Linked DNA regions of Homo sapiens: all the other regions are linked to region 1. A link is a contact called in ENCODE Hi-C or POLR2A ChIA-PET data. All regions are on one chromosome and are shown on one strand. Each heading gives the region's core, a stretch centred on a gene start or an enhancer-like site at or near the end of the contact. The rest is flanking DNA. Distances are from core to core; before and after follow the strand shown.

Region 1 (3,534 bases), core at 433-2,932:
AAAAAAAAAAAAATTAGCCGGGCATGGTGGCACGCGACTGTAGTCCCAGCTACTCTGGAGGCTGAGGCAGGAGAATCGCTTGAACCCGGGAGGCGGAGGTTGCAGTGAGCCGAGATCACACCACTGCACTCCAGCCTGGGTGACAGAGCAAGAATCTGCCTCAAAAAAAAAAAAAAATAATTACACAAATAACAACTTTACACAATACAGCTAAACAAGAAGAAAAAAATTAAGTTCACTTATAAACACTTTGGTTTATATAATTTCAGACTTTTACATACATATATTTCTTTTTAACAAAAAAGAGGGATCACTATATATAATACTTTGTAATCTGCTTTTTTCAATGAATTCTCTTTCCATGCTAATAACCTTCTACAAGTAATCATATTTTAATGGCTATGTGTCATTCCACCAAGTAAAATAATCTTAATTTGTTTAATCCATAAGGCTGTTTGTAACCTTAACTTTTCACAGTAGGCGTTTTGTTTGTTTGTTTGCGATGGAGTTTCGCACAGTCTCCTGGGCTGGAGTGCAGTGGCGCGATCTCGGCTCACTGCAAGCTCCGCCTCCCGGGTTCAAGCGATTCTCCTGCCTCAGCCTCCCTAGTAGCTGGGATTACAGGTGCCCGCCCCCACGCCCAGCTAATTTCTGTATTTTTAGTAGAGACGGGGTTTCACCGTGTTAGCCAGCCTGGTCTCGATTTCCTGACCTCGTGATCCGCCTGCCCCGGCCTCCCAAAGTGCTGGGATTTACAGGCGTGAGCCACCGCACCCGGCCAACACAGTAGGTGTTTTAAAGCATTTTTATTACAATAGCATAAATCCGGCCTTGGCTTCTTCCTGTTTCTCTGAGAAATGTGGACAGTGGGGCTTGGGCCCGTGGGCTCTTCAAAGACTGTCAGTCACCAGGCGGGGACTTCACTGTGTCAACTGTGAACTACATACATGTTTAAAATAAATATAAACAAAAATTTAAAAATGATAAGCCCAAATTCTTCTAAAACTCAAGTCTCCACTTATAGTTCCTTATTTTCCTCACTCAGAGCTGGACGTTTCGTAGGGAAAAAGCAAGCTTTTGTGAAAATTCTAAAGGTATAATCCTAAATTATTTCTGGTTTCCGCTCACCCCTCTAGCGAATAAGAATCACAGCCCCAAATAATAATAATAAAATGATGTTTCATGCCCCCTGTTCTATCCCACTAATTTTGACCGCGCGTGAAAGGTTTTGAGGGTTCAATTGGATGAACCTCCCCGCCCCCCACACCTTTAAGATAAAAACTACATTCACAGGGATGTCTGTTTTAACATAAAACTCTTGTAAGGGCCCCACCCCATCTGTCGGGCAGCTGCCCCCAAACATCTCCAAAGCCGCAAACTAGGGAAGCCTAAAGGACAAACTGGTCAACAGGAGAATCAGACCACACGGGGTACATGTTTCGCTCCCTTCAGTCCATGAAAGATGAAATTATCGCAATAAAATACTGGGAAAAAAAACCCTCTTTTACCACAGATTTTGACAGTTTTTCCGGCTACAGAGTCACAGGAAAGTGGGAGTTAGTCGTTTTGCCCCACCATCCTCAAATTTCTTAGTGTTTAGAAAAGAAAATATCTCCTCAAGAGCTTCCCGCCAGGAGGCGAGAGGGTCACACTCCCGTAGGCTCCGGAGCTGCAGCCCTACCCACCAGGCGTCCCCGCGGCCTCTAGAATATTGTAGAATCTTCCCAAGAGCCCCCGCGGGAAGGAGGCCCGCCCCCTCATGAATAGCAAGCAGCCTCAGCTCTCGTAGTGCCCGCCTCCCTCATGAATATTGTAGATCTTCCCAGAAGCCCTAGCGGGAAGGAGGTTCCCCCCCGCCTCCCGCCTCCCCGCTTTATGAATAGCAAGAGAGCCAGCTCCCATGGTGCCCTCCGTCTCATGAATAACTAACAAGGGCGAGGTTCCTGGAGCCCAAACTCAGGCCTCAGCCACCCTTCGCTCCAAGCTGAAGACAAGAAGGGGCTGGAGCCGTTACGGTGTGGGGAAGGGGAGGGTGTAGCCCAAGATCCTGAACGTGGCGAGCCACGTCTCTGCTCCACTGCCTTTCCCTTCACCTAGTTTTGAGACAATTTTTGAGTTCCTCCCACCCCCACTGACTCCAGTAGGGCAAGTTACAAGGGGTTTCATCAAACCTTTTGGTGGAAAAAAACCTCCAGACATTCCTTTTTAAATTTGTCTTGCCGGTGCGGTGGCTCACGCCTGTAATCCCAACACTTTGGGAGGCCGAGGCGGGAGGCTCCCTTGAGTCCAGGAGTTTGAGACCAGCCTGGGCAACATAGGGAGACCCCCACCCCCAGCCATAACCCCGCTCCCGGTCTCTAAATAAACACATAAATAATAAATCTGTCTGGAATCAAAGGAAGATGTGTGTCTCCATCCTCTCAAGATGAAATCAAGACAAATCTTTCTAGCTAGGCCTTCCTGGCTAGAAGATTAAATTCTCATTCATTCATTTCTTCATTCATTCTGTAACTATTTATTGAAGCCTGCTCTGGGCCGGGCACAGGAGTAGGCCCTAAGGATGGAATAGAGAACAAGACAGATACGTTTCCTGCTTTAATGGAGTTTATTAGCCTAATGGGGAAGATAGAATGAACAGACAGAGCATCTACAGATGTTGAGAGCAGTTCCGGTGAGAGCAGCGTGACAGAGGAAATAAGACAGAATGATGGGGTGTGTGTGTGTTGGCGGAGAGCTACTTTAGATAGACTGATACTCAAGGTCCCTTTGATATGACGATTTGAGAACTGATGGAGGAGAAGGAGCCAGTCAGGAGAAGGGCTGAGGGAAGAGGGAATGGGGGAAAGATTCTACTTTTGTAGATCAATTCTACATTATACCCAACACAAAATATATAAGGAACTACATAAAGACTGAGTGGAAATTTAGGATTAGTTGGCATGCTGTTATTTTATATAGTCACATATATTCATCCATTTGGCTTTGTATCTTTTTTTTTCCTGACCTCAGGTGACCTGCGTACCTCAGCACTGCAAAGTGCTGGGATTACAGGTGTGAGCCACCACTCCTGGCCTTTTTTTTTTTTTTTTTTTTTTTTGAGACAGAGTCTTGCTCAGTCGCCCAGGCTGGAGTTCAGTGGCACGATCTCGGCTCACTGCAGCCTCTGCCTCCTGGGTTGAATTGATTATCTTGCTTCAGCCACCCAGTAGCTGGGACCACAGGTGGGCACCACCATTGTATTTTTAGCAGAGATGGGGTTTCGCTATGTTGCCCAGGCTGGTCTTAAACTCCGAGGCTCAAGCGATCTGCCTGCCTCCCAAAGTGTTGGGATTAAAGGTGTGAGCCACCGGGCCCAGCCCTGGCTTTGTATCCTTTTGCAGCCAATTCTTTTTTTTTTTTTTTTTTTTTTGAGATGAAGTCTGCCTCTGTTTCCCGGGCTGGAGTGCAGTGGTGTGATCTTGGCTCACTGCAACCTCCACCTCCCAGATTCAAGTGATTCTCCTGCCTCAGCCTCCCAGGTAGCTGGGATTACAG
Region 2 (3,534 bases), core at 1,035-3,534, 130 kb after region 1:
ACCTTGGACAAGGGACTCAGTGAGCCGCATCCACACATGGGGCTGGTGATGCCATGCAAATGGTGTTGTCCTGAGAATTAAGGGAGACACTCAACGCACAAGGACCCCAGGAGCCCTCGAAGCATGTGAGCCCCTTTTCTCTCTGCCCCGACTGCTTTTTTGCTGTTCTTCTCATGGCTGAGACTCTAGGGCATTTTCAGCCTCTTCTAACCCCTCAAAGTCCACCTTAAGCAATGTTTATAAACTTGAACATGAGGAGGAAGGATGGCACGCATTGCTTTCTCTTTCCTGTCCTTACTCTGTCTTTCTCCCTCTGTCTCTCTCTCTCTAGGACGGCATATTTCTTGTCAGCAAGTCTGATGGGTCCCCCAGTTCCCCGCTGCTGTGGAGAGAGAGGAGGCCCACAGAGGCGGCCTGACCGCGGTACTGTGCTGGCACTCCAGACGCCCTGTTCCCACCCGTCATCCTGCAGGCCTCTCCTCTCTTCTGCTGCCCCCACAGTCCAGGCTGCCTGCTTCTCCTGCTGTGGATGCCACTGCCCCCACCCTAGCTTCCCCTTGTTTCTTCCTGATTACTGTTTCTTGCTTTTGCCACCACTGGAGAATGAGGTCATGGGAGCAGTGGGGGACGGCAGTGCTCAGGTGGTGAATGGACTGGGGACCCTGGAGACTGAGGTGAATTTCCCACGCCCCCTCTGAGGGCTGCTCAGAGAGTACTTATCTTGGAATCCATCTCCCCGCAACACACACCCACTGACTCCCATGGGGAGAGGCAGTGGAGAGGACTTTAGCCTTGGTCTTCCTTTCCTACCAGGAGGATGACAGCTCCAGCCCTGCAGCTCCTTCCTTCGCCCGACTCCTGCACTGGAGCCGGATGGTTTAGAATGAGATCCAGGCCTCCTCCCACGTCTCCCTCCCTTCCTTCCATCCCAGGCAGATCAGGGAACTTGCTCCTCCTCAGGAAAGCAGCTGGACAGAGTGGGTGGGATGAGGAGTCCAGGTGGTCCCCAAGGCGAGCACTGCGCAGGTGTGGGCTTTATGAGAGAGGAGATGAGCTACAGCTGCAGAGACTCAGACATATCAGGTTGAGAGAGCAAGGGAGTTAAGAAGTCAAGTTGGCTGTACACCTGTAATCTCAGCATTTTGGGAGGCCGAGGTAGGTGGATCACTTGAGGTCAGGAGTTTGCAACCAGTCTGGCCAACATGGTGAAACCCCGTCTCTACTAAAAATTTAAAAAATTAGCCAGGCGTGGTGGTGAGCACCTGTAATCCCAGCTACTTGGGAGGCTAAGGCGGGAGAATTGCTTGAACCCGGGAGGTGGAGGCTGCAGTGAGCTGAGACTGCACCACTGCACTCCAGCCTGGGCAACAGAGTGAGACTCTATCTCAAAAAAAAAAAAAAAAAAAAAAAATCAAGTTGTCTTGCCATTCATTCATAAGTGGGGAAACTGAGGTTCAGACAGATTAACCCATAGACAGATACAACTTTGTATAGCACTTTACTTTTTCATTTATTTATTTATTTAGAGACAGGGTCTCGCTCTGTCACCCAGGCTGGAGTGTAATGGCGCAATCACAGTTCACTGCAGCCTTGACCTCCCAGGCTCAGTAATCCTGCCTCAGCCTCCCAAGTAGCTGGTATTACAGGCACACCCCATCATGCCTGGCTAATTTTTGTATTTTTAGTAGAGATGGGTCTCCCTGTACTACCCAGGCTGGTCTCCAACTCCCGGGCTCAAGCAATCTGCCTGCCTCAGCCTCCCAAAGCGCTGAGGTTCTAGACATGAGCCACCACACAGGCCACATCTCTTTACAATTTACCAAGCCTAGCCATTAAGTAGACGGAAAACATCTACTTAAACGAGAAAACTACAAGAGCACAGCGCCACCATGCAGCACATTTGTTGACTCCTTCAGCATGTCGGTGCAGACACCTGCTCTGTGCAGGGGCTGTGCTGAGTGCAGAGCACTCTGTTAGCTCGCAGCCTTGCAGGTTCCCTGGAGCTGCACCATCTCATTTCCCCTTACAACTTCCTGAGGTGCACAGACAGACATCGCTGCTCTCCCCACTTTACAAAGGAGAAAAGTGAGATCGGAGAGGGGACGTTATTTGCCCAAAGCCACACAGTCTTTGTTTTAAAATCAGAGGCTAGACTTTTAAAAAACCTCAGGGCTGGAAGCCACTGTGGCTCCAGAAAGTCACCAAAGTTGTGAGTGCAGATAAATATTTAACAACTGCCTGGGGGCTGGGGTGCAGGTAGGGGCAGAGGAGTCCTGAATTGCCGTTGTTGCCAATTTCTGTGGTGTAAATACTTCCACGGTAGCTGACTTCCAGCTACCCTTTCAAAAAAGTTACTGAACATGGAGTTAGGAAGAGACATGTTCAGTTGCCTCTCACCCAGCTGCATACATGATCTCCAGCACACCCCTGCTGAGAGCTTCCTGATTTGTGTTTCTAAAAGAGTCAAAGGGAAACATTTACATTTCTTTCTTTTTTGTTTTGTTTTGTTTTGTTCGAGACAGGGTCTCACTCTGTTGCCAGGCTGGAGTGCCGTGGTGCAATCACGGCTCACTGCAGCCTTGGCTTCGTGGGCTCAAGTGATTCTCCCACTTCAGTCCCTGCCCCCAGCTCCACCTCCCCCACCAAAGGCTCATGCCCTGGTAATTTTTTTTTATTCTTTGGTAGAGACAGGGTCTCCCTATGTTGCCCAGGCTGGTCCCAAACTCCTGGCCTCAAGCAATCCTCCCGCCTCCAATTCCCAAAGTGCTGGGGTTACAGGCGCGAGCCACTGCGTCAGGCCACATCTCTTTACAATTTACCGAGCCCAGTTGTTTATTTAAAAATAAAAACATTTATTTAAAAATTACGGGCACAGTGGCTCATGCCTGTAATCCCAGCACTTTGGGAGGTCAAAGTGGGCGGGTCACCTGAAGTCAGGAGTTTGAGACCAGCCTGGCCAACATGGTGAAACCTCATCTCTATAAAAATACAAAAATTAGCCAGGCATGGTGGCACGCGCCTGTAATCCCAGCTACCCGGGTGGCTGAGGTAGGGGAATCGCTGGAACCCGGGAGGCAGAGGCTGCAGTGAGCCGAAATTGCACTATTGCACTCCGGCCTGGGCGACAGAGAAAGACTCCGTCTTAAAATATATATATATATATATAAAATTAAGCCAAAATCCAAAAGATGGAATGACTGTGTGTTTGTCTCCTAAAGAACCCTAAGTCTGAGAGAGGAGGCCCCGTGGCAAGCCTCGTAAATATCAGGCAGTAACTGCCGGGTGTCTACAGAGTCACTGTGGCTCTAAGAGGAGGGAACCCTCCATGGAAAGCTGAGGTGGCGAGGGGTTCACAGAGCCCCGCACACGCATGTGCACACCCCAGCCCTCCAAGACACACACACACCTGCACATGAGCACATACTCATATGCACACACATATGCAACCCTTTGACACAAGAAAGACCCTTTGCCAAGCCCGAGTGGGATCTGACAGAGATTGGAGGATGGGCACCTTTTTGTAATTCACATGCC
Region 3 (3,534 bases), core at 429-2,928, 110 kb before region 1:
GTGGGGAGCCTGAGATTAAGTAATGAGCAATTAGCCGGGTGTGGTGGTGCACACCTATGATCCCAGCTACTCGGGAGGCTGAGGCAGGACAATCTCTTGAGCCCGGGAGGTGGAGGTTGCAGTGAACAGATATGTGCCACTGCACTCCAGCCTGGGCAACAAGTGAGACTCCATCTCAAAAACAAATAATAAAATAAGCAACGGGCAGCTTGTTTTCGTTTTGTAATATATTTTTTTTTGAGAGCCCAGGAGGCGGAGGTTGCAGTGAGCCAAGATCGTGCCATTGCACTCCAGTATGGGCTGGGCGACAGAGAGAGACTCCATCTCAAAAAACAAAACAAAACAAAACAAAAACAACAACAAAAAAACAACTAAGGTATGGAAGTGACAAGATGATGGTCCCCCCTCCAACACAATATGAGCAAAAACTTAAGATACTTATCTCACACTGCCTCTCAATGGAAAACAAACTTGAGGCCTTGAAAACTGATCCATTTTCCAATAAAGGAAAGCGTCCCCCCACTACTCATCAGTATTAAGGTGGGCTCAGTGTTTACTCACCCTTTTTTCTGAGCTCTGGTTTGCCTTTCTTGACTGTGGCCATCACCATGTCACCCACACCAGCAGCGGGAAGTCTGTTCAGCCGTCCCTTGATCCCCTTCACGGAGATGATATACAGGTTTTTGGCTCCTACAAAAGAATGTAAATAAAAATAAAAAATGTTGAGGGCCATCAGGCCGTTCCATCAGTATAACATTTCCCAAACACTTCCAAAGCCCCTCCCTCCACTCACTGCCCAAGCAGTTAGTCCGCAAGAACGCCTTGTCACACCACCGATTGAAGCAAACAACACATGTTGCCACTTCACCCAAAAGCGATGTTTTCACTCTCCCCTTTCTTGACGGCTCAATAGGTCATTAGCCACAGGCCCATTGAGTGCTTTTAAAAGGGGGAGTATAGCAACGTGCAAAGACCTCACCTGTGTTGTCAGCACAATTGATTACAGCTCCTACCGGAAGACCCAAGGAAATCCGGAATTTCGCACCAGAGGACCCACCACGTCCTGTGGATATAAAGGGAAGGGAAACAGGATAAAGAGATCACAATCTAGACATGGTTCGGAGTTCCCCCTCATACTCAAGCTGTAATTCACCGCACATGCTTTGATAGACTGTACGCTATAGATTAGCTCGCTCGGATTTTACTTATGCCGTCCCCATGTGCCACCCGATTCTCACGGAAAGTAGCCTATTTCTTACTATTAACACTCTGACATCGAAATTAAGAAACCTAGACGACTCAACCCTTGCTCTAACTTTCGCAAAACGCAATTACTCCTGCAAGGCATAAAACCGCAGAGGTCGCGCAAACCAGGGCCTAATCCAGTCTAACTTCAACCCCATTACGATAGCCCTATTCGCGGAGCGATCTCGCGGTATCCAGACTACATTCACGTCGGGATCCTGCCATCTCAACTCTCCAGCACCCCACTGCCACTTTCGAGGGCCCTGGCAGTGCTCTCGCGGTGGCCTGGCTCTCTCTCTCCGGCCTGAAGGAGAGCAAAGCGCCCCAGCTGCCTAGGGCCACCGCTCCTGACGAATCCGCCAGCCACTGCACGACAGATGGTGGAGGATCCTCCAGAAACAAAACCTCACCTCGCTTCGACATCTTGAACGCCGGAAAAAAGAAAAAAGGAAGTCGATTCAAAGGACACTGGGATATGAACTTTAACGCCCCGCCCACCCTCCTCACGTGGCCGGAGCAAAAACCGGCCTCTTCCGCCTCTGGGCGCTGCCTTATTACGTAATAAGTTTACGACGTCGCTTTTAGCCCTCTCTGCGAAGTGGGAGTTGAGGTAGAAGCGCAAGAGATAGGAAGTATCTTCTCTACGAGCTTAAGAGTAGTTAGGGACATGGAAACAGTGATTTGTTAACTTGCTCACGACCTCTTTTGACCACTTAATAGTGCCAGGCACTTATCTGCACACTAGAGAATAGGAATTAAAACACGGTTTGTGCCGTGTGGGGGTTCCCCAAGGAACAAAGAAAGTGGGGGAGGGAGGGAGAACAAGCTCTAAACGGTTTCGTTGAATGTAATACAGTTGAGAAGTGCTGCAGATCATTCCATCTATGTGTTCTTGGTATCATACCATTCTGTATTTTACATATACAGTATTGCTCTATTTATTGACCCGTCCCCCCCAACACACACTCTTTTTTTCTTTTTTTGAGACCGAGTCTCACTCTGTCGCCCAGGCTGGAGTATAGTGGCGAGATCTCAGCTCACTGCAACCTCCGTCTTCCGGGTTCAAGCAATTCTCTGTCTCAGCCTCAGAGTACCTGAGACCACAGGCGCCCGCCACAACGCTGGGCTAATTTTTGTATTTTTAGTAGAGACGGGGTTTCGCCATGTTATTGGCCAGGCTGGTCTCGAACTTCTGATCTCAAGTGATCTGCCCGCCTTGGTCCCTCAAAGTGCTGGGATTACAGGCGTGAGCCCCCGCGCCAGGCCTAATTGCTCCTTTCACAGCTTCAGCCGCCCCTTATTCTCTGGGTTCTTTCCTTCCCACGATACATTAATTCACATACTTATTGAGCTCCTACTTTACAGCAGGTTCTGTCCAGGGCGTACAGCGGATTACATCAGAGAACAAAATAGATCAACATTCTTTTCCTTATGGAGCTTACATTCTGCTGGGGTGCAGGTGGAGGAGGATATTAGACACTAAACAAAAGATATAATAAGTAATTGCAGTATGTAGTATGTTAGATGGGGATATGTATTATAAAAATATAAATAGTATCGCTTCTCGGCCTTTTGGCCAAGATCAAGTGTAAAATATAAATAGTGGCCGGGCCTTGTGGCTCACGCTTGTAATCCCAGCACTTTGGGAGGCCGAGGCGGGTGGATCACGAGGTCAGGAGATCGAGACTAGCCTGGCCAACACAGGGAAACTCCGTCTCTACTAAAAATACAAAAATTAGCTGGGCGTGGTGGCGGGCGCCTGTAATCCCAGCTACTCCGGAGGCTGAGGCAGGAGAATCGCTTGAACCCAGAAGGCAGAGGCGGCAGTGAGCCGAGATCGCGCTACTGCACTCCAGCCTGGGCGACAGAGCTAGACTCCGTCTCAAAAATGTATATAGATAAATAGCTCTTTGAGGAAGACGCGGTCGTAGGTGTTGCGGATCGCTGATCCGCACGCTCCTGCTACTGACTCACCGCTGTTCGCCCTCGCCGAGGAACCAGTCGCTCAGGAAGCCGCGCAGCAGCCATGGCTTTTAAGGATACCGGAAAAACACCCAGGGAGGCGGAGGTGGCAATTCACGAATTCGAGTCACTCTAACGAGCCGCATCGTAAAATCCCTGGAGAAGGTGTGTGCTGACTTGATCAGAGGAGCAAAGGAAAATAATCTCAAAGTGAAAGGACCAGTTCGAATGCCTGCCAAGACTTTGAGAATCACTTCAAGAAAAACTTTGTGGTGAAGGTTCTAAGACATGGGATCATTTCCAGATGAGAATCCACAAGTGACTCAT

Evidence for each region. Hi-C counts contacts between places; a loop is a spot of excess contacts on that map. ChIA-PET counts read pairs that join two places held with the same protein, here RNA polymerase II (POLR2A). Pooled maps may share reads with other maps.
Region 2: a pooled map shows a loop between it and region 1 (3-fold over the local background). The contact joins the enhancer-like site here to the promoter of FBXO47 in region 1. A Hi-C loop is called at or near these places in 1 of 50 pooled maps. POLR2A ChIA-PET finds 5 or more read pairs at or near these places in 5 of 52 experiments (AG04450, BJ, Caco-2 and 2 more).
Region 3: a map of CD8-positive, alpha-beta T cell shows a loop between it and region 1 (8-fold over the local background). The contact joins the promoter of RPL23 here to the promoter of FBXO47 in region 1. A Hi-C loop is called at or near these places in 8 of 168 maps with a recorded cell type or tissue (CD4-positive, alpha-beta T cell, CD8-positive, alpha-beta T cell, OCI-LY7 and 4 more), 3 of 37 single-sample maps with no recorded cell type and 15 of 50 pooled maps. POLR2A ChIA-PET finds 5 or more read pairs at or near these places in 31 of 52 experiments (A549, AG04449, AG04450 and 25 more).

What each region holds. Positions count from the first base shown.
Region 1 is chr17:38,965,721-38,969,254 of GRCh38, forward strand. It overlaps FBXO47 (F-box protein 47), which reads right to left and starts at 1,683. Exons shown (of 11, transcript NM_001008777.3): 1 at 1,509-1,683.
Region 2 is chr17:39,090,572-39,094,105 of GRCh38, forward strand. The region is part of intron 7 of PLXDC1 (plexin domain containing 1); the gene reads right to left. It also overlaps the pseudogene RDM1P5. Among named protein-coding and RNA genes, the nearest start is that of PLXDC1, 59 kb to the right of the region's middle. RefSeq lists an enhancer at 2,433-2,502. Within about 2 kb of position 2,285, at least 6 of the 41 ENCODE cell types and tissues checked have a DNase peak (open chromatin) inside an H3K27ac peak, as active enhancers do.
Region 3 is chr17:38,852,043-38,855,576 of GRCh38, forward strand. RPL23 (ribosomal protein L23) reads right to left here and starts at 1,679. Exons shown (of 5, transcript NM_000978.4): 1 at 1,656-1,679; 2 at 980-1,063; 3 at 562-690. The coding sequence starts at 1,668. SNORA21 (small nucleolar RNA, H/ACA box 21) reads right to left here and starts at 953; the gene lies at 821-953. It also overlaps the pseudogene RPS20P35. RefSeq lists enhancers at 532-1,315, 626-1,825, 1,316-2,099, 1,823-1,932.